3 separate regions of the Mus musculus genome follow, and regions 1 and 3 are each linked to region 2. The links are chromatin loops, found by intact Hi-C in ENCODE. Cell type or tissue: heart. All regions are shown on one strand. Links, peaks and the distances in the headings refer to the core of each region. The heading gives the core; the rest is flanking DNA.

What was found. A loop is a pair of places that touch in the nucleus more often than their neighbours do. Peaks named below come from ENCODE experiments on the same cell type or tissue, not always from the same donor. Only the 100,000 strongest peaks of a DNase experiment are listed, where the experiment ranks them.
Region 1: it touches region 2 in a loop (3-fold over the local background); 3 of 42 quality-filtered maps call a loop at or near these places.
Region 3: a loop joins it to region 2, with 2.1 times the contacts of the local background. A loop is called at or near these places in 6 of 42 quality-filtered maps.

The regions. Positions count from the first base shown.
Region 1 is chr4:62,513,137-62,520,752 of GRCm38, forward strand. Alad (aminolevulinate, delta-, dehydratase) reads right to left here and starts at 6,927. Exons shown (of 12, transcript NM_008525.4): 1 at 6,724-6,927; 2 at 938-1,124; 3 at 396-446. The coding sequence starts at 1,050. In heart, for the core only: a CTCF peak has its summit at 3,165; DNase peaks (open chromatin) are centred at 2,515, 3,145, 3,615 and 4,165; H3K4me3 peaks cover 3,501 bases; H3K27ac peaks cover 3,255 bases.
Region 2 is chr4:62,203,587-62,211,202 of GRCm38, forward strand. It overlaps Zfp37 (zinc finger protein 37), which reads right to left and starts at 4,960. Exons shown (of 4, transcript NM_001290351.1): 1 at 4,743-4,960; 2 at 1,438-1,522; 3 at 933-1,064. The coding sequence starts at 4,775. Gm30451 (a long non-coding RNA gene) reads left to right here and starts at 5,338. Exons shown (of 2, transcript XR_390634.1): 1 at 5,338-5,379; 2 at 5,530-5,816. In heart, for the core only: a CTCF peak has its summit at 4,738; a DNase peak (open chromatin) is centred at 4,935; H3K4me3 peaks cover 2,368 bases; H3K27ac peaks cover 2,304 bases.
Region 3 is chr4:62,282,973-62,290,588 of GRCm38, forward strand. Slc31a2 (solute carrier family 31, member 2) reads left to right here and starts at 3,457. Exons shown (of 4, transcript NM_025286.3): 1 at 3,457-3,602. The coding sequence starts at 3,597. In heart, for the core only: a CTCF peak has its summit at 3,354; DNase peaks (open chromatin) are centred at 3,559 and 4,159; H3K4me3 peaks cover 1,963 bases; H3K27ac peaks cover 1,608 bases.

The sequences.
Region 1 (7,616 bases), core at 1,225-5,224, 310 kb after region 2:
AGTGAAGAGCCAAGCTGTGCAGGAACCCAGAGTGCAAGACCCACAGACCAGGGATAAGCAGTAACATACCCACCACAGGAGTGGGCAAACAGGGTCATAAACAGAGTGCTACAGAGTTAGCTGTGGCAGACTACTCCATGGCTTTTACTCAAGTCCCACTCAAGCCCAGATTCTGCCTGCAGCAGCCTCTGCCACAAATGTCCCCGATGATAGAACGCTTGTCACTTTACGAGGTCGTCTTCTGTACTGGCTAACAGCTTAGTCTCCCATGAAATCCTTCTTTCCACAGTGCCTTTCCAAATCTGCTACCTGCTGGGCGTGCTTCTATTTCCTGGTACTTTCACCCGTGAAATCTCTTCTCTTACCATCCCCTTGACAGTCACCACACCTCCTACCTGGCCACTCCTGGGAGGCTGGCGATAGGCTGGACATCATCAGGAACATCCCTGTAAGAGCAAGGGAGGGCTATGGATTGATGGCTGTGGGAAGGGGTGGTGGCAACAGTGCCTGGGAAGGATGAGAAGAGACATGGAAGTAGAGATGGAGGGAGTGCATAGGATCCTGTGTGTGGCTCCCGTGCCTGGGCAAGCCCAGGGCCTGAAATAACAACAGGAACAACAATGTGGCAGTGAGAACTGCAATAAGAACAGTAATCACTGGGAGGACTTGGACTCTCAAGTCACAGGGTCCTTGTGTCCCAGCTTAGATACATTCTGACTTAAGTGACTTTGGCCAAGACATGCCATCTTCATTTCAGGGCTTGTACGGTTCCAAAGACTACTGTCCTTAACCTCACAGGCCACTCACAAAACCTTCTGTTCCAGCCCACAGCCCACTTTAAGGCCCCCCTCCTCCCAACAATCCCATTGCCTGTTCCAGTCACACACGTGCTCCTACCCTGGGCAGATCCAGGGTCTGGCCCATTTGGGGGACTCACGTGACAAAGATGGGATAGATGAGGTTGGAGGCACTGACGGTGGAGGCAGCAGTCTGCCAGCTCCGAAGCAGTGGGTGAAAGTAGCCGCTGTGCAGAACAGACTGGTGGTGCATGGTCGGGGCAGTGGAACACAGAGAAGTCTGCTGGATGGAGTGGCGGCTCCTGGGTGTCTGCTGCAGCCTCAGCTCTGTAGGGGGCACCAGGAAACAAAAGACATGTGCCTGGGGTGCCGGCTGGCTCCCACGGTCCCGCCTCCCGCCCTCTACAGCCTCTGCTCCTCATGCTGTGGTTTTATCAATTGCTCCCTCTCCAGGGCAAGGTAAGGCAGGGATACCTGTAGAACCTTCAAAGCAATTTCAATGTCATAATAGTATTTGGGCCATGGTTCACAGGACTGCTAGTTAAAAACAAACAAACAAACAAACCCCACTAGTTTTCTTTTTTTTTTTTTTAAGATTTATTTATTTATTATATGTAAATACACTGTAGCTGTCTTCAGACACTCCAGAAGAGGGAGTCAGATCTTTTTTTTTTTTTTTGAGGGAGTCAGATCTTGTTACAGATGGTTGTGAGCCACCATGTGGATGCTGGGATTTGAACTCCAGACCTTCGGAAGAGCAGTCGGGTGCTCTTACCCACTGAGCCATATCACCAGCCCCCCCCCCCCCCACTAGTTTTCTAATAACTGTAAATTGTGTCCTAGCAAAGAATCAGAAAATTAGGAATAAAAGAAAAACCGAGTCGATTCTTCCTGTGTTCACTGTGAGAAGCACTGATCACCGCAGCGTTTAAACTTCAAATACTCCATGAAAAACGCCTACAATTATGGCGGATTCAGAGGTTACAATTTTTTTTTTTTTTTGTGATGCCATGGACATGTCAGGCAAGCATTCAACTACTGAGTTACAGCCCCAGCCTGAGTGCTTTGCTTTGATTTTTGAGACAGGGTTTTACTATGTAATTCAGGCTGGCCTCAAACTTGCTTGACAAGAATTTTAGATAAGCAGAAACTAAGATGCCCTGGAATTTTGCTGTTAGTGCCAAGTACTGCTAAGACCCTGCTGTGTGGGCTGAGGCAGTAGGCTCATTGTGTACCAAGCACTGTATGTATGACTGACGCGGACAGGCACATGCACCGTCCCGGTCGGTGGCTTCTTAGAGCTCCTGCGACCAAGGAGCCTTCTGTGCTGGCCAATCAGTGCCCTACACTGTACTTTCTTGTCTCCCCTCCTTCCCCCATTTTGTTGGTTTTCTTTTGAGACAGGGCTGGCTCTGAATTTCCTGAATGTAGCTAAGGATGACCATGGACTCCCGATTGTCCTGTGCCTACCTCCCAAGTGCAGGGATGACGATGAGATCGGAACCCCAGACTTTTACACACGTTAGGCAAGCACTTGTTTTGTGATGCCATGCTATCACCTTTCCCTACACTGTGCAGCCTTCCCTCAAGTAAGCATGCCACCAACTTCTCCCTTTCCCACCGCCACAGCTTCCTTCTTGCCCACTTCATAATCTCTCTTATATAACAGCTCCTTGTGGCACTGGCTTATCTTGTGGCTAGCTGACAGAGCTTCTGCAGGAGGCAGGGACTGTGCTGACTTCATGTCCACCTCCCACACCAGCCCTCCCCACACACTGACTCTAGCATAGGGCAGATATTTCATCCTGCTGAGAACGAGACAATAACTGCATGCCAAGTCAGTGATAGAAGACTGAAGGAAACCCGGGTGTCACATTATTTCAGGAGCACCTACTGTATGCCAGCCCACCAATATACCCTCATAGGTGCCTTCTGGAAGTCATAGGCCAGTCCCTGGAGGCAGGGCTGATAAGTGTACTGCAGAACCTGGCAGCCCAAGCCTACATGATCTATGGGCCCAGAGAGGAGGGCAGAAGAGTTTGTAGAAGACAGGGCTTGGGCTCTGTTCTGCAAGATGCGTGAATCTGGCAAGGATAAAGAGAGTGTTCCTTTACGAAAGTGAATGAGGATGACTGCAGACTGGTCTGAAGTCTTGAGGATGTAGCAGGGGTCATACAGAAGGGGTGGAGGGTTTTTGACAGGGATGAGTTCTGAGCAGCAAATAGGGCACTGGTCTGGCCAGAGCCTGGCTTTGAGAGAACTCTGTGGCTGAGGAGAGCAGACAGGAAGCAGAGGAGCACAGGAGCCATGGGAGGCCAGGAGGCGGAGGAGGAAGGGCCATCTGGAGGCAGCCAAGAGGCTGTCCCTTAGGGCGGATGCTCTGACCCAGGGGGCAGCAGAGACAGGGACAAGGCAGGAAGAGGGTGGTGGGACTCAGAGTTGGACAGCCAGCTCCATTTTAGACATTTCCTTTTGGCTACTAAGCAGCCAAGTAGGAAAAGAAAGGAAAGGAAAGGAAAGGAAAGGAAAGGAAAGGAAAGGAAAGGAAAGGAAAGGAAAGGAAAGGAAAGGAAAGGAAAGGAAAGGAAGAAAGAGAGAGAAAGCCACAGACAGTAGAGGCTGGAAGGCTTGAATCTCTGCTCCTCCAACAAAGGGGACATCAAGAGGGGGCACTACTCACCAAAGTCCTACAGCAAATTACCAGTGAAAACAAGCCCAGAACCCAGGGGATCCTTCAGTGTGCCTGGCTGTGCTCCCACTCTCTCAGGCTCCTTCAGCTCCCTCCCAAGCAGCTCAGGGGCCCACCTTATCCCCTTTCCCTCCTTGCTGGGGTTGAGGTTATCAGGAACCACACAAGGACCAACCCTGCCACCACACCCCTGGGTGGGCCAGCCTCTTCACAGGACACAAGAGAGGCCAAGCCTCCTTAGAGATGTTCTGGCTCCTAAGTAACACACTCAGCACATTCGAGAGTTTATCTATATAGACTCTTTGTGCAGAATTTGGTTCTCACATCTGCCAGGAGGTTGCCCTGAGATGTACAACTATTTGCTCAAAATGACATAGCTGGTTAATGATAAAGCCCCGAATCTGAATTTGTGCTGGACTCCAGTTGGTCTCCCTCTACCTAGGTGCAAGGTGCCAAAGGCAGTACTTTATCTCATTGAAGTTACATTGCGAAATCAACATAACTCTTAGCAATTATGAAATAGAGGCTCAGAGAGGTTATGGAACTCGCTCAATGCCATTCTGGATTGGAGTCAGGTTTTGGAACCAGGTGCATATTCTGCCCCAGAATCATCTCTGTAGCAGGCCCTGGCTTCTGGAGTCCACACCTGCATTCCCTGGCGTTCACTCATCTCCTTTAAGAGCTTAAGGGAGCAACGCTGATAGGCCATCTGCCCATAAGTAAAACTTGGAGGGCCACGGAGGAGCTGCGCTGCCCAGATTTTACTTCAGGGTAGCTGGGAGGGGAAGGAGGGGAAGAGAGGAGAGGCGTGTGCAGAGGCGCACCTCAGCAGTTCCTGGTTGCTTGTGGTGGGGAACCCCTGGACCCCTACGCTCCACCACTGAGTTACATTCCCAGCCAGAACAGTCCAACTTTGATTTAGGCTTTGTTTGCTTGCTTTGTTTTGAACTTTTAAGGGCTTATTTTATGGCTAGGAGTGTTTTGCTTGCATGCATGCATATGTATCACATATTTGCAATGCCCACAGAATTCAGAAGAGGTTGTGTGGTCCCCGGAACTAGTGTTGCTTATGGCTGTTGAGTCAACCAAACCCAAGTCCTCTGTGAGAGCAACATGTGTTCTTGATCACTGAGATATCTCCTGCCCGGATGCAGGTTTTTATTTTGGCCACTAGATGAAACTGAAAGAGACGTTGGTGCCGACTTAAAAGAAAAAAAGCTCTATTCAATCCCTCACAGTTTGATAGGAGAAATGAAGGGATGGAAGGCCACCTGAACTCACACAGTGAGTAAGGCAGAGGTAGGGACTAGCCTGAGACTTCCAGCCCAAGGCCCTGTACTATACAGCGTGTGATAGCAGATGCTTAATGAACGTCCATAGAGTGGGAAGGTGCCCAGAGTTGCTTCTGTTTTATAGAACCAATTCTAGATCAGGGTTTTTCTTTGAGAGAAGTCCTTCAGAGTCTGGAAGATTTCCAAACATGGGCAGGGCACTTTCCACAAATTAAGGGGGTTTGCAAACTTGAGCTTAAACCCTGTGCCTCATACAGTAACACAGGGGCCTAGGAATACAGGAACACAAGACCACAGGGGCCCAGGCTACCTTCTCTCCCATTGTACAACAGGTTCACTCTGCTAGCAAGCTGTACAAGGTATTGCAGAAACAACTGTTTCTGGGCCAAACAATCCCAGAGTCGATTCTATAACGACGGGCAAGGCCTTTCAGATCCTCCCCCACTTTTTTTTTTTCTTTCAAGATTTAAAATGTGCTGATATTATCAAGCCTGCGTGAAGATCAGATTACTGATGAGGTATGTCTAACACCACGGTAGCAGCGGCAAGTAACGCTAAATGTATGGCTAGTGCTGAGCTGGGATGAGTAGGCTGTACTGTGTCTGACCCTTCGCCACACCTAGGGAAGGACATACATTCCAGCCACTGCCTGAGGTGAGAGAGGCTAGCCGCCCTCCAGCAGCACGTACTAGACAAGAAGGAAAAGGAACACTGTAGTTTCTTAGAGACACTGCGGGGTAGCTTTTCTGAAAGACTGTAAAGGTCTCACCTCCCTTAGGAGGTAGCATCCCACAACCTGGGAGTGAGACTGCCACTGGGAGCAGCTGAGAGAAAGCTTCAGAGCCTGGGCTCCCAGGTTGTACCCCACAAAGAATTCCGGAGGCTGTGCTCTTGGCATAAATAGTAGTGAAGTGGTGCCAGCTCGAGCAGGCTCTGCCCTGGCTAGGGAGGAGACAAGTCAGGAGGGCCAGCTAGGTAGAAGGTTCAGAGCTGGGAAATCTGAAGCCCAAAGAGGCCCAGGAAAGGCATCTGTGGGCAGTTCTGAAAAGGTACTGCCCGGTGGCTCATTTGCATTTCCTGCACACTCTAGCTGCCACCTGCCACGGTGTTAGGAGGGGTTAAAGAAGAGACCTTAGACCTCATCTAGTGTGGGCGCTTAATCCCCCCTGCTGCCCGGGTCTAGACATTTCAAGCTAGGAGTTGCCTTTCCACAGACTGCTAAAATATTCTGGCTGAGAGCTTTTACATCAAACAACTGTAAAACTGAACTCGAGAAGGGCAGGTCTCATACAGCAGGTCAGCTATAAATATGGTCCAAACTTCTGGAGTCTAGCAGCCCTCAGTCCTCACCAGGACTTTTGGCATTAGAAGGACAGAGTTCACACGTTATAGTCCCAGTATGGAAGAGGCGACAGAGATTCCAGGTGAGAGTAGGGGAAGAAAGGTTTAACCTAGACCTGGCCACGGCTGGTAGCAGGGTGGTTAGTATGTGACTTTGGGATTTAAAAGGCATGGGGACAAATTCTTGTTTCAAGCTGCATGACTGCTTTTCTTCTCATGTGGTCTGGGTCTTAAGCGGATCTCAATGGATCGTTGTATGACTGAATGAGCAGAAGCAGGAGAGACCTAGCACAAGCGACCCTTATTGTTTTCCCCACTTCTCCAGCCTGCCAGACAGATCGCGCTCTGCAGAAACCGAGGCTACCCCTGAGGCCTCCGAGAAAGGGGGCGGGTGGAGCCCATCTTTGAGTCCCGAATCCCGGACGCAGCAAGACCTTGTAGCGGCAAGAATCCCGCCCACTCTAGTAGGTGCATAGGGACAGCGTCTCCGCTACAGCGTCAGAGCTTCGGGAACACAGCGCCATAGGGGTGCACCTCACCTTGTTCTGGGGTCCCGTCCCCCTTCAACCCGCCACTTCCCAGAGGCCGGCGCCTGCTCACGTACCAAGGACGCTGCTCGCCGCCGCTCCGAGCCGGGCTCTGGACACCGCGCTCTCCCGCTCTAAAAGCGCAAGCCCACGTGGGGGCGGGGCGGCTCACCCGGAAGCGGCTCCCGTACCGCCCGCCCCTCCGGGAATGCAGCTTACGCTCCCTTCGGGGCAGTCTCCGGATCACTGGTCAGCTCGCGCGGCCAGATCCACGCTGAGCGGGGCTGGAATCTTGGCCAATCCAGAGTTGCCCGAGAGCCCGCCCGTCTCCCCGCCCCCCAGCTCGGGTCTCACTTGAGGTGGGAAGGCCCGAGGGGGTCCACGTGGGCATTCGGAGCCTCTGGGAGGTGCCCTGGCTTGCAATCCGAACTCATCCCAGAGTTCACTTGACGGTCTATTCTCAGCCCGGAGCAAAAATTGACTGCGTTGCTCACTGGTAAAAGAACAATTGGATGTCAACGGCATTAAAACACCTCGGTAATGCCTAACACCGCGGGTAAATACGTTCAGCAGCAGACTGACTGTCTAGATTTATTTATTCTATGTAATTGATTATCCAGCCCCTATCTCATGGGTTGAGAGATATGAAAGACATTGGAAAAAAAAAAAAGCCGAGAAAACTAACCATCCAAGTATGCTAGGAGATCAGGTTTATCTACAATGGATACATTAAAATTTGGAGTATAAAAGGGAGTAAATTTGGTGGTGCATGCTTTTAATCTTAGCACTAGGTGACAAAAAACCAACCAACCAAACAAACAAACAAACAAACAAACCAAACCCAAAACAAACAAAACAGAAAACAAACAAACCAAAAAACAATTAAAAAAAGAAAAATTCTGACCAAAGGTCTGGGGAAGACTGGAGCGTGGGGTCTAGAGAGGTTTATGGGGCTTTGACAAAGACTTGA
Region 2 (7,616 bases), core at 2,439-6,438:
GGATTAAGGGCAGATGGATATGATGCTGTCTTACAGAACAAGGGTACAAGGAGTTTTGTAGTTGAAGGAAGGAAACAAAATTATTAGGAGCAGGGGTATTCATCATTCCCAGAGATGCAGAAAAAAGACTGATCTAAGAATGTCTGAATTCATTAAGAGAAAATATGACACATTAGGGAACTGGTGTGCAGGTAGAAGACAGGGACAATTGAGGATTCTTTTTTAGATTTGGTAAACAGAAACGAGATTGAGAGTTAAGAGCTCAGCGATGGGCATACAGGATGGAAAGGGGTTGGGGAAGGAGCTGGGCACGTCGGGCTGCTGAGCCCTGGACTTCAGCTTTCCCCCTATCACAGAGTGGTGGCTGATTGTACTTTTGCTCTTTATGAAAGTACATGCATCACTAGCTCCTCAGAAGCATGGCATTTGGAATTGCAGCACCTCTCCTATGAAGAGATTATGCATGCCTACCCTCTGAGCCAGATGCTTAAATGTAGCTACAGTGGAGCTACCACATCCAAGCAGTGATTCATACAAGGATTAATTAAGTGGTTTCATTTACCCTTTTTTTTTTCTTCTCCATAAGAGCTTGTCATGAGCCTCTCATGTGGACAGGTTTATAGAAAAAGGAGATATTAGAATCTCCAAAGAAAACATCTGTACTTTGAATTCCTTTTCTCCTGAGAGATTCTGGTTGTTTTGTTTTGTTTTTTGTTTTTTTTGTTTTTGTTTTTGTTTTTTCTACTAGTTCCTGGTTAAAAAAAGAAAACCTAGGACTTTTAAGAAAAAAAATTTTTTTTCCATATTGGGAATTAAATCTAGGTCCTTGTGAGAAATCACTCTATTCTGAGCTGTATTCCCAGCTCTAATAAAAGTTTACAAATTACTCTTTGAAGAATTCCAAACTTACCGCCAAGAAACGAAAAACTTACTTGCACTTGTTCCTGCTGTCTTGGGCCTTGCTATTTTTTTCAGACTACTTGGGCTGGCTTTTTTCCCCTTTCCCGATGATGGCTCTTCTTCTTCCAACACGGAGACTATGTCTTGTTTGGGATCTTGATTTCCTACTCATAAGAAATGAGACACTGAGTGTTGGACCAAACATCTCAGAAATCAAGCCCTGATGATGTCTGTACTTCAGGGTCTTTCAAGGCTAATAAACATATATGGTTTCTAATATTTCACAATAAGGATGCCCATGTACCTCAACTGAGTAAACCTTCCCTTTTGGATGCAATGGCACAAGCATCATTCCTGGTACTGAAAAGGGATTAAAACTCCCTGACCAACCACCATCACTATCACTACAATCACCACCACCACCACCACCACTACTACCAAAATAAAATAAAATTAAACAAAACAAGAAAACATCAAGGACTTGAGAAAGAAGGGATTGCAGTGAACATGTTCTGGGTGGTGGGGAACTATCCTTACCCATGGAGGCTGGATTGCTGCAGTTCTCTAGCTTCGTATCCTTGTACACATCTCTCTGCACAGGTTCCAGCTGCTCCCATTCCTTCTAAGTAAAAGCCACAGATAAATCTATGAATGTTACTGATTCCTATCATATTCTAGATTCCTATTATATGCCTACATATTCCTATCATATTCTCAGTCTGGCACTTCTCAAATCTCCACATTCCTGAGTTTCTTCTCACCTCAACTATTCACTATTGCCCACAATACACATTTAAACATGCCCTCTCAACATGTAAAAGCAACCCTCACAGACCAGCAATGTGTGACTTGGATCTGTCACTAATCTCCACCTCACAGACTTCCAGTCTAACTCTTAATAACCCCCAACACTCACTGCCACAGCGCTCGAAATAGCCAGGTCAGTACAATTTTCTTTAATCATGTGAGTAATTTTAACAACAACAACTCCCAACACAGCACTTACCCACAGGTTCCTCAATCACAGAGTCCCACAAGGCACATTGATCTCTAACTCCCAGAAGTCCCCAAATATCTAATCTGACTAATCCCAACTCACTGATACCAATAGAACTCTTTAACATTCCAGAAACCCTACTCTCTGTCAGCAAACTCCATCTCTAGCCTCTCTATTTACTTTAAATAAAACCCACCCATCTCCCAGGGATCCTGCACCTTACAGTGATATCAAGTAGAGGCTGTGTTTAATTTTTCTCCATGGCTCATGTACCTTAGGATCTAATGATAGACAGAAACAATTGTTTCCACCAATTCTTAACTACGTTCACTGTCTCAAGTCTGTTTACAGACTCACCAGCTTTTAATACAGTAACCTTTAGTGATTCAATAGGAAGAGTGACAAGGCTCTGTGTTGTAACTGTAATCACAGGTATATTTCATTACAGCTAAGGACTCATAGCAAATCAATTAATCAGGATTGAATGAAGTCTGTGTGAAAGCAAACCCAGGCATCCAAAAATCCTTTCCCAGTAGAGTCACACAGAACACACTAATTCCTTCAGAAACAAGTTTGGGGCACACATGTGAAATGGGTTGGAAAGCTCCAGCAAAGGTCCAAAGAGATTTTTACTGGGGGGGGGGGGGGGGCTGGGTTCTATCAGAACCAGCTACTTGCATATACAAAAATCCTACACTCCATTTCCTGAAGCCCAAAAGCTAATCTCAATCTCATTATCTATATTAATTCACCATGTTCACATTCAGATGTACTCTCAATGTGATTTAATTTTTCCAGTATAACTCCAAATTGTCACTATAATCTCTTGTCTTTGACCATTACAGTAAACTTCTGACCTCTGGCACCTACTTGACCTGTAGTTCATCTTCCATAGAGTAACCAGTGATGATCTTTTTGATGTATCAATCAGATCAAATCACTTCCTTGCTTAACCCCAGTGGTTTATACATCTAACATAGCCAATATGATCTTACATGATCTAGAAGCTTCTACCACTGATATCCTATTTTTCTACTTCCTCTGTGCGTGTTCCAGCCACAATTTTTTTTCTTTTACTATAACAGGAAGCTAATGTCTATCTTAAGGCTTTAGCAATTGACATTCTTCTTTGAATATTTTTGGATCTCTGCATTAACCACAGCCTATCATTGTGTTCAAATCAACTGCCATTTCTTTAAAGATTATTTTTAAATTTTATTTACATTTCTGTTTTGTTTTGTTTTGTTTAAAGATTGATTTATTTTATGTATATGAGTACACTGTTGCTCTCTTCAGACACACCAGAAGACGGCATCAGATCCCATTACAGATAGTTGTGAGCTACCATGTGGTTGCTGGGAATTGAACTCAGGACCTCTGGAAGAGCAGTCAGTGCTCTTAACCAGCCCCTGCTTTAAAGATTAACTTGAGAAACAAACACTTCCAAGCTTTACTCTCTACCACATCATCCTCTGTTACTTTCTTCATAGCAGTTACCTTTGCCTGGAATTATCTTACTTACACGGATATTTACATTTTATTGTCTCTTTTCTGTTTCTCAAATTTAAAAGGCAGACTCGGAGGTGGGGAAGGGGGAGGGGAGAGAGAGAGAAAGAGAGGAGAGAGAGAGAGGAGAGAGAGAGAGCGAAGTTGGGTGAAGAGATGTCTCAGTTGTTAAGAGCACTGGCTGCTCTTCCAGAGGACCTGGGTTCAATTCCCACCCACATGGCAGTCTGTAACCCCAGTTTCAAGGGATCCGACACCATCACACCAATGCACATACGATAAAATTAAATAAATTATTTTTAAAAAGAGACTGGCCCTATATGTTGCTACTTAAAATTCTCTGGCATAAAATAGGTGTTCATCTTATACTCTGTTTTACAATTTTCTAACCATTGACACTCAAATATCCCTCAGTCACTAACCTTCCTAAACCTCCTCTACATAGAAGTTCCCAATTACCATTCTTCACAGAACAGTCACTAACCTCCACTCAACTCCAGTGACCTTACAGAACCTTCTATCATAAAACCCTGAAAACTCACAAAGCCTTGGCCTCAGAGTCCTAGTCACAGAATCATAATAATTATTATTAATTCCTACCAAGAACCCCATCACTAAAGGGACAGTTAGGACTACTGATACCCTTTCTCCCTAGATGACAATCTGCCATCCAAATAGGCACTTCAATATAAGACTTCTTGTATTCCACCAACTGTCATCTGCTCATTAGCCTCCAGGTTCCCCCCTCACTGCCAGTCATAGCACACAAAACGAGGACTCTTAAAGACATTGCTTATTAGACTTCCAGAAATGCCACCATTACTGACCCCAAGGGCTCAAATTCTAATCCCCACATATTCCAAATGAACCAGTTCTCCAAATCTCAATACTGCCCCTCCCACAGTGCAGCCTGTAATCCCCAGTTACCTAAAACACCAGCTCCCAAGCAGTTCAAATTCTAATCCTTGTAGGGCTTCCCGTCTGTAATACATCACAAAGCCCTCATTTCAGATCTTGCTAGCTTTCCAGACCCAGACTCAGTCACTGTGACTATTACAGATGCCTCCCCGCTCCCAAGCATCACTTACCTAGACAGATCCGTCAAAATACTGATTTCCGAAAGTTACAGCAATCCCCAACTCCATATGCCCCCAATATCACGGGCACTTAATACTCCATATGCCCATAATACCCCAATACCTTGGTCCCTTAGAACACCGGCCTTCCCAAAAGACTATTCAACAACAACGCCACAGATTCTCAAATCTCGTCCACTAGGACTCCAGTCACCCTCCAATCACCGACAACCAAACCAACCCCAAGCCCTTACCGCCCTCACCGCATCGCTTTCCGCAGGCTCGGATGTAGCCATCTCCTCCGGACGCCTGGCTTTGTCCGCACTCCTCCGATCCAGCGCCTCTGGCTTTGTCAGGTCCTCGATGGAGTCAGAGGCCGATATGGCGGCCACCCCGGGCACCGCTTCAGAGGGTCCGGGGGCTTCGATGGCGGAGACCTGCGGAGATTGCTTGTGGGCGCGGCCATCTTGGCATGGACCCCGCCGTACAACGGAGGCGCGGGCGCCTCTGGGATCACTGTGCCGGCAGGGCTGGCGATTCGTGAGTCCTGGTTCCCGGAGCTGCGACGTGTCCCAGGCAGGAAGTGCTCAGAGGAGCTGCTGCGCGGGACACGCACCCCAGACCTAAATTCGGGAGGCGCGGGGAGGCCTCGCCTCGGGGGTTCTGTTACAGAATTCGGAATTACTTTTCCAAAGGGTTTTCCAGTTGCGGTTGCCGGGGAAACCCGGGAAGCAGGATGAGGAATCCAGAAAGAGAAAGAAACCAGAAAAGCTGGTCTAGACTAGTAACGTTGACTTACAGAGAGAAGACATTTATCGCTAAGACATAGCAAAAATTCTTTGGATTACTGTTATAATGGAGAGGGGAGGGAAGAGGCCGACAGCGAACACGGCACTCCTGGTGAGAGCCCAGCACTGGTGAAGACATTTCCTCAGAACTGCACAGCTGTTAAAATGACTTCTCAGTGCACTACTTAACAAGCTCATTGCGTTTACTCAACAGTTTTTATGTAGAATTTTTGATATGTAAATATGTACAATCCATGTGCAGGATGAAGAACAGGACTACACAACCTTCATCCCCCTCCTCAGTTTGGATTCGCAGTAGGGCAGAGATGGTGAGATTACTGCAAATGCGTGGTTTCTCATTGATTGACTCAACACCCCTATTGGAAAATGGATCCAGTGAGGAGACTGCCTGCAATCCCATTACGCAGGAAGCAGGGGCAGTGTTTTCAAGACTAGCCTTGTTATATAGAGTGAACTTGAGGTTAGCGTGAGCTATCCAAAGCACTTGTCTCAAAAGGGCAAAATAAAATAAGGGTTTTTATAGCTTTATTCAATGTACAGCGGGAGAAAGAACAGAACTGATTTGTGGGGGCCAGAGTATAAATATAAGAGTTAGTTCTCTCTTTATGGGGATCCAGGGACTTCACTCCGTTCTCCAGACTTACCTACCACAATGGTTGCTATTTACACTCCGAGCCTTCTCACAGGCACTAACATTTTAAGCTGTTGCTGTTTTTCCTGAAGTCCCCTTCTGAAAACAGAACCTAGGGCCTTGTGCTTACTAGGCAACTAACTACTCTGTACTGAGCTAAAGCCCAAAGCCCAAATTAAAAACAAACAAACCTGTTTTGCATGCCGCCCCCGCCCCCGCCCCCACCCCCACCCCGTCTGCTTGTCTCCCTTAGTTTCACCTCCAGTTCTTGAGCCTCTGGTAATGGGGTATCCACCAGAGAAGACTGCTCAGACATGGGTTCAAGCCAACAGAAAAGCTAGCCAGTGACTTCCCTGGGTGTTTGGGATCCCAGTGTAACACTGAGCCTTCCTCGGGATGTGCTTTTAAGTACAAAAAAACATGTTCTGGGTTGACATATTTCAGCTAACAAGAACAGTTAGCCAGAAACAGAACTGCAGAAGCAAAAAAGCAAGGAACTTAGAGTTTGTATACATAGCACCAGACCAACCTCCAACACTTTCTTTAACCTTTCTCACCTTCCTCCCCCCGCAACCCCCCCACCCTGCCTTCCCCCCTCCCCTCCAGGAGAGAAATGATAAATGAGGAGCGAGGGGTGAGGGGAAGAGAGATCCTCAAATCTAAACTTTGCTTTGTTTCTTCCCTGACCACTACCAATAGCAACCTGTAGGCAGCACCCTAAATCCACCGAAATACCAATAACTACCTACCCCACCTCTTGGGAATGAGGGCATTGTGTTTCTTGCTGTCTGATGGCAATGGCATCTTTGGATGAAAATTGGGATGTTGGCCAAGTCCTGGGAGAGTTGGTTGTTTCGTTTGCTGTCCAGGAAAGAGCATGCCTTACTGAGGCAGTCTGAGAGGCTAGACCACCTGCAGCCAGCTGCTTTGACTTCATTGGTTTGTTCAAGTGCTGATTTCTGTGCCCAGAGATCTAGTTGCAGTCTGGACTTAGGACTCAGTATTTTGTAAAACAGTTTTCCATTACCTCCTGATTGGTTAAATAAAGAGCTGATGAGCCTATAGCCAGGCAAGAGAGCAAAAAGTGGGACTTCAGAGCTGGGGGGGGGGGGGGGGAGGGAGAGAGGGAGGGAAGGAGAGAGGGGGGGAGAGAGAGAGAGAGAATGAGTCAGCACACAAATGAAGGAATAGGCCAGGCCAGCATTGTCAGGTTAGAATAGTTCAGAATCTGTCCAGCTATCATGCCTGAAGCTTTTATAAATACAAAGTCATTATTCAGAGCAAGGGCTGGCATAGAAAATTCATATTTTTACATTGGTGTCTGAAAACACACAAACTATTAAAAGTAACATTGTAGGGACATGTTTGTATTAGCACATGTATGAAATGTGTGGTGTGTACAAATCAGTTAATGATAATTCTCTGTTCTATGCCTGACCAGGTGAAAGGCATCTCTGTAAGTCAGGTTGAACCGCATCACTAAACTGTAATGGAGTGCTATAAACCCCATCCATGCCATCTGAAAGGATGGCAGGTAGTAGTAGGTCACAAGGACCAAGTGGTCACAAAAGGTTCATAGGCTACTGCAGAAACATCATGGTTCCTTGACTTACCCCTCTGAGAGTCAGAGGGTCAGGGATCGATGTTTTGAGACTTGTACCTGTATACAGGTCTCCCAGGTCAAATAGAATCCTTAT
Region 3 (7,616 bases), core at 1,225-5,224, 78 kb after region 2:
CTGCCATCATTGGTTATTTCATTTCAAGAAGTCGTAACATCGGGATTATTGTAAAAGTCCCCAGTAGTTTCCCTTCCTCCTTCTCTTTCCCACTGGGTTAATCACCCCCAATCCTATTTTGTACTACAAAGCACAATTTCAACAAACCAAAAGTAAATGTCCAGCCAGGCATGTCCTGTGAACATGAGCACATGCTCAGCTGGCAGCAAATGAAGTTATATGGCTGTGCAAGATGAAAGACACATTAACCATGTGTGGGCATACGTCCACTCGTCAAATAGGAACCCTCTGTCATAATACTTTGTAAGTTGCAGACAGAGACATGTTCATTGTACCAAGGAATCTTTCCTGATAGGCACCTGCCGACTTTTGAAACCATCCTTCCGAAAACCATCGTTTTAAGTCTCTATCAATCTGACACAGCTTCCACATTTAAGTCTCTGTTGGCCAAACATAGTTTCCTCAGAATAGTTATGCAAGCAGGATTGCTCTCCACAACTGCCACAGACTTACTCAGTGTGACTGTAGCTGTTTCTCTAGGGACATAATTATGTGTCCCCCAAATACCCAGGACTGATGGTCACATCTGAAGGATCGATAGAGGGAGAGAGAGGAGAGGAGGGTTTTCAGAAAAGCATGGGATCATCCCCAGGGCTTCCAGCCTGCATGATACAGGCCTTGCCCATGACAACAAAGTGAAACTAAGTATTGCTGTGAGTATAAAGAGCATAGCAGAAGCAGAGAGAGCTTGTAGCACGTTATTAGGTAATAAACATAGAAACCACCAATATTGTCACAGATCCCTGTCAAGTGGGAAGGGGTCTCCATAGGCCTTGCCACAGTAGAGTCCCATCAGTGAATCTGTTTCCCTGCAGATACTGCCATGGCCACCGCCAACTCTCTCAAAGCTAGGAGCGCAGATGCCTGGAAGACAAAACATGGGACATTCCGTGGCAGGGGAAAGGGACATCAGGGAGTCTCTGGCTCCTCGAGAACTGGAACTTATGAAATAGGAATCCCGAGGAGCTCCCCACAGGGCTTAGCCACCCAAGTGAGCAGAGTCATGTTCAGGAGCAAAGGAGGGCTCAGGAGCAAGGAAAGACATCAGTGTCCCAACAGTGGCAAAGCCCACGTAGAGAGAGGAACCTGGAGCTTAGGAAGGAGCTAATCAGTGCTCCAAGCCTGTAGAAAGGGCAAAGTCTCTGCTTGGAAGGTGCTCGGTGGATCGACCCCAGATGACTTTCCATGTATGCTCCCTGCTGCTGCTGAGAGCCCTCACTGTCATAGTCCTCCACCCTAGCCCAATGCTCACGCCAGTCTGGTCCCCATCCTAGCTCTGTGCCCACCCCAGCGCCATCATAGCTGCCAATTCTCGTGTCCCATGGTCGGAGTTCTGAGTAACTCCGTTGCGTCCCTTCTTTGATCTTTGAGACTCTTTACCTCACAGATTTCATCCTTTTTTTAATTCCTGGACCATCTCTAGGCTGCCTGAAATGCTTTTTAAGGAGCAGGATAGATTAATACATAATGGCTAGTCGGATTTGCCCCACTACTAGCTGAGTAACCTCGGTGCTCAGTTAATAGGGCCCTATGCTTCTCTCCGGGATGCCGCCGCCTTTCCTGCCTAGATTTTGTCTCAGGATCCAGATCTATGCTGTGGAGATAGGGGAGTGAAGTGAGTCCACAGGCTGTCTAAAAAGAATCCAGAAAGAAAGAATCCTGACACAGACCCCAGTGTGGATAGCTCTGGTGTAATGTTAAGGTCTAGAATTCTGTATCTGAGTCCAGTTCCTTTTCCTGGGAGCCAGGGAAAGGGCAGTCAGTCTTTGGTGGATTATGAGTAACCAGCTGCTCTTGAATACAGGATTAAAAGCTGTAACCATAATATCCACAAGGAAGCTAGAACTAAGTGTGAAGGTCATCAGATTGGGGCAAAGCCAACGAAAACCTTCGAATGAATGAGGCTAAGTTGCTAATCTTTCCATGGGTAATAAGGGGGAAGGGGCATGCATTGGCACAAGAGCCTACTCATGGCTGCTACTGTGGGAGGCATAAAGCAATAAAAAGTAGCCCCAAATTTCCAACTCCCTCCATTGCTTTTGGGTTCCAGAGGCTTCAAAAGGCCTAGCCCATTAGCCACTGAGGTTAGATAGATTTTTACCCTCCTGTGAGTCCTGCAGATATGTTTTCTCTGAGGCTGTACAACTCCCCTTAGCTTTGGCCAAACTCTGTGTGACCCTGAGCTTAACCTTTTGCAGGTGGCTCTCTCACAGGGTGGAAATATTTGCTGTTAATCATGACAATGGCTTCCATTTATCACACAAGGCTCCACTGCCAGGTTTAATGCTGAGAATTCAACCTGTGTTTTCATCTAAGTCTTTCAACACCTATGTGACATAGACTCTAGTATATATTTATTTTTAAATCTGATCAGGAAGCTGAGCCTTAGATGTATAAAGCTGTTTATCTGAGGCCTCATGGCTAATACTCCAGAACTCAGGATTTGAGCTGAGATGTCCGACTCCAGTCTCAGTGTCTCAGCTAACCCTTGGTCAGAGTTCTTTGAGGGGAACATATGGGCAGATTGGTTGGCAAAGGATTGCCAAGTGTGTTTAAGAACGTATATGAAAGATTCTTGATGTTAGGGAAAGAATTAATGTTAAAAGTTTGATATATATTCCTGATAAAATTAAATCAGTGAGATGAAAAGACAATACACACACACACACACCAAAAAAAAAAAAAAAAAAAAAAAAAAAAAAAAAAAAAGCAATGGAAATACTAACGAGAGAAAAAGTTTATCAACCTAGTAAGAAAACAAATACAGCCTAGTGCGTGTGAGGGAGAATGAGAAAAAAGCAGTCCGTAAGCCGAAAGCAGCCCTGGGGTGTAATGGAATCTGAGCCCCGACCTTGGACTTCGGGACTGTGAGAAACAAATGTCCATGGTTTATAAGCCCGCAGTCTATTATAGTTTGTTAATGTAGCCCAAATAAACTAAGATTTTTTAAATTACCTACAAGGAAGATGAAAACCTTGTGCAATATAGAAACGTAATCATTGTGAGAATGTACACAGAAAGAAAATTACAACTGTGCACTGCTGTGTGCTCATCAGATTGTAGAAGATAAAGTGGCGACAGGGAGCGTCTAGGGCGTAGTTGATTTAATGCACTCCTAATTTGTTGTTTTTGTGTTCCTGGGATGAACCTTTTAATTTTGCACTCAACATGTGTTAAGCTTAACGAGATATCTGATCAAAAAGTAATAAACATTTTCATGCTAATTGCCAAGGCAAGGTCAATTACAGGTTGCCTGGGCCGCTGGGGATTTCGGAGATGTCGCACAACTCAGGGGTTGTGCGCGTGGGTCCCCCGCGGTTGGCGTGGCCTGGGCCGTGAGGTGGCGCGCGAGTGAGGACCACAACTCCCAGGCGCCCGCGCGCCACCTCACCGGGCCACGTGACTCGCGTGGCCAGGGCGCGGTAGCAGCCGCAATCCTAGTCGAGTCCCAAGTAGAGTCCTGAGTAGAGTCCCGGGCTGAGTCCCGAGCAGCGAGCGGACAGACGCGACCCGGGCGGCCGTCTAGTGTGCTCACCATGCCGGTGAGTCTGCGCTGTGCAGCGGAGGGGACGAAGGTGGACGGGCTGGGCGGTACCCTGGAGATCCTCGCAGCTCTCGACCCCGGGGTGGGGTGGGGGGGAATGTGTCATCGCCGCTGTCACAGCAGGAGTAGGGCTGGGGAGCGCGGCAGGAAAAGCTAGCTGTGGCTCTGGAAGTTTGTCCCTCTCTGTTAGGTAGGAGTCAGTCACTACAGCCAGGCCAGCCCCAGCTGGGACGCTGCAGGTGGGTTGGAGAGCAAGGACAGCTGTCCGCGGTCCCTTCCCGGGCTCTAACCAGATTTAGGGCATTCCGGAAAGGTTTCCTCCAAGGGTGGTCCCGCAGGGTTCAGCCCCTGAGTACACTCCCCCCGCCCACCCCCACCCCCACCCCCACCCCCGGCTCGGCCTGTCCTGGGCAGGTTCCTGGAACTGTTTCTTTAACATGGACCCAGTTACTCCCCCACCTCCCAATCTTTCCTATGAATCCGAAAGTAGGGCTTTCAACAGACGTGTTTTCCTGGTGAGGTTCCTCTTAGACAGAGAATGACAGCTTGCAAGACTCTGCTCTCTGAGGAAATCCTCTGTTTCTTCATGTCACAAAGGTGTCTGAATGTACGACAGGAAGTCTAGCCAGGCTGTTTGGTGGAGAGGCGTCCCACCTCCTGCAGATCCATTAGTACAGGAAATGGATGGGAAACCCTTAACAAAGGTCTCCAGGCAGTCAGCAGCACCACACAGGCCTCCATCCTTTTCTGGTGTCTGGTTAAAAACGAAGGCACTTTTCTTTAAATTTAACCACAAATAAAAGGAAAACAAAAAACAAAAAAAAAATCAAGTCTTGAGAATGGTTCTTTTCTTGGCTACGGTCCCTCCTCTGTGAGGTGCCGCCCTGCATAAAGCCTCGATAAACTGCCATAGAGGCAGATTTATCTCCAGTGGGAACTCGATAGGGTTCTGCCCTTGCATACCTCACCGCAGAACCTGCCAACTGAAAGCTGCGGTCCCTTTTCCTAAGTCTGGGTGTGCTGATTTCAAATCCTTTTCTTTAGCCAAAATACAGAAGTGAGGAAGGGCAGGGGGAACAGGAGTTTTGAACTCGGTAGGAAGTGGAATGAATCATTCCTTATGAGTGAGGACACCCTGCAGTCTGTCCTGACAGCTGCCTCCTGTTCCTGCTTCCCAACTCTCCCAGGCAGCTGCCTCTCCTCCCACAGGTGGCATTGTCTCCAGGACATCACTGGGCCTCCCTGCTCCTCCCTGCTTCTGTCCCCTCCTGTCCCCTCCTGTTTCCATCTCCCTTGCTAAGTGGTTCAGATGCCCCCAGCCTTCTCTCCTTGGTCTCAGCCTGCACATTTCTAGCATAAGAAAAGGAGAGATTGCTTGAGAGAGGTGTCTAGGTTTTCCTGTAGATGCAAAGGGTGTTGGCTTTTTTGTTTTTGTTTTGTTTTGTTTTGTTTCTTCTGAGGTAGTTGGCCTGGGTCCAAAGAATGATAGAATAAAATGAGTTGTGGAAACTCCCAGTTGACCAGATGAGCTACCAAAGACATTCCATTCATGCATGCCAACTGCTTTACCAGCCAGACTGGGTGAAGGCGTGCTGAGCACAACCTCCACCTGGCAGAGATGGTGCGGGAGGTCTCTCCTGCAGGCCTATGAAGGCACCTGTGGTATACATGGAGTTATGCCTGTTTGCTTCACAATATTGTTCTTTTGTGAGCATTTTCCCCAGGCCATTAACTATTCATGTGGAATTCTAACGAGGAGCCTCAGGATGGTGGAACTCAAAATTATTTTCCTATTTGGTACTATTTTAGCTATTTATATCTGCCAAGTGCTGCTTTCATATTAGGAAGATAAAGTACTCACTCACTAGTCATCATGATTCTGAAGTGACTACTCGTATCTCCAGATAGAGGCTCTTACGTAATTTACAGGGCCAGTACCTACCTGTACCTAGTAGACAGGGGATGGGGTGATTCAGACCGCTTCTCTAGGCATGCCCCTACAGACACCTGCCCCAGAAATACCCAGAGTGCTTATGGCGCATGCTACCATTTGAAGCTAAGAATGTCAGCTGGAAAGTTGTAGGACTCTAAGTGCATGGGCCTACAAACAAAAGCTCAGTTAAGTACCTGGCAATAGCGAAGGTGGGATGGGAACTAAACATGGTGCAAGCCTGTGCAGGGCCTCGGAAGACAGAGGGCTGTGCGGTGGTGCTATTCAATCAGATCTCTGCAGATCTAGGGTCTTCAGGGGGGTTAGCTCTAGTGTAGGCACAGCAGTGTTGCTGATGCAAGTCAGAACTAAAAGGCCTATGTGCCAAGTACAACAGCCATCCCAACATTCCAGTTCCACAGGGGTCAAGCCTAAACATGGGGAATAGAACACACACAGTTGAGACATCCCTCTCTACTCACAAGTAGAGACATAGTTTTTTTTTGGGGGGGGGAGGGGTTGTTGTTTGTTTTTTGTTTTGTTTTGTTTTTTGTTTTGTTTTTTGTCTTCTCTTGTTTGTCATTGTGCCTCAGTGTCGGAGTGAAGCTCACAATGGGAGCCTCTCTGCATCAAGTTCACAGGGATCTGAGAAAGTAAAGCCAGACCAAGGGAACGTCTTCCTGGGGGTCAGTCTCCATTTTACAGGTGGGGAGGCTGAGCTCCAACAGGAGCTTGCTGTGTGGCTCTTCCTATGAGAAGAGGAAGGCAGAGACGGGATGTACAGATTCAGAATCTGTGTTCTGTCCACTTGGCTTTGCTCCTCTGTTCAAACTGTACCACGCACAGTGAGCATCGGAACCCTTTCCTCAAATGGGTCATCGCAAGACCATTTGGCTCTTCTCCTGGGTTCTGATTGACAGGTCTAAGTAGGCCCAGGCACATGTATTTTTAGTAAAGCCCTGGGGTCTTAAGGGAACGTGATGTCCTTCACTAAGCTGCTTGGGCAGCGTGGAGCTTGTTGGCAGTCTCCACACTCAGTGGCTCACCTGTAATTCGCTCTGTGTATGTAGAACCAGGCCTGTGCACACCTGTGTTTTGTTGTTTTGTTTTTTGTCTTCTCTTGTTCTTCATTGTGCCTCAGCATCTTACTTCCTAACCTCTTTCCACCCGCTTTGCATCCTGTTTTTCAGCTGTAGCCTTGACCACTGGCTTTCCTTCCCTGTCCTCGGATACCACAGTCCTGTTTGCTTCCTTTCTCTATCCCTTGAGAGCCCCAAGCATCACTGTGGGGAGTGCATGGGGATCTTTCCACCTGTGGTTTCCTCCTATCACAGCTTCTCCCAGCATGGCCTTGTCTCTTCTATTTTCACATCTTTTGGAAATATTAAAGCTAACAGTCAGGGACTCAGTTGGCTGAGTGCTTGCTTAGCACACACACACAGCCATAGATCTAATCCCCAGTACCACAGAAACTAAGTGTGGTGCATTTTTCTGACCCCAGCACTCGGACGCCATCCTCTGAGGGTCAGAAGTTCAGAACTGTTCTCAAGTCAAGGCCATCCTGGGCAACACAAGACCTTGACTAAAACACAACAAAACAGACCAGATAAATGGCTCAGCAGTTAATGCTATGTACTGTTCTTGCAGAGGACTGGTTCCCAGAACCTATGCCACCCTGGGGCAGTTCACAACTGGCTGTAACTCTGGATCCCAGAGGATGTGGCATCCTCTTCTGGCCTCAGTGGGCACTGCACTCACAAACAAAACACACACAGAGACACACACTTATACACATAATTAAAATAAAAATATTTTTGCCAGATTAGGTAGTACATTCCTTTAATCACAGCACTTGGGAGGCAGAAGCAGGTGGATCTGGTGTACATAGCAAGTTCCAATACATATTAAGATTCTCCTCTCCCCCTTCCCCTCCCCCTCCCCCTCCCCGTCCCTCTCTGGATAAACAGGTAGATAGGTATAGATATAGGTATCTTTAACAACAAATAAGCAGGCCCATGGGTTCTCAATACAAATTAGTGTCTGTTTACTTATGACAAATGAAGGTCGGGTTTGAAGACCTGG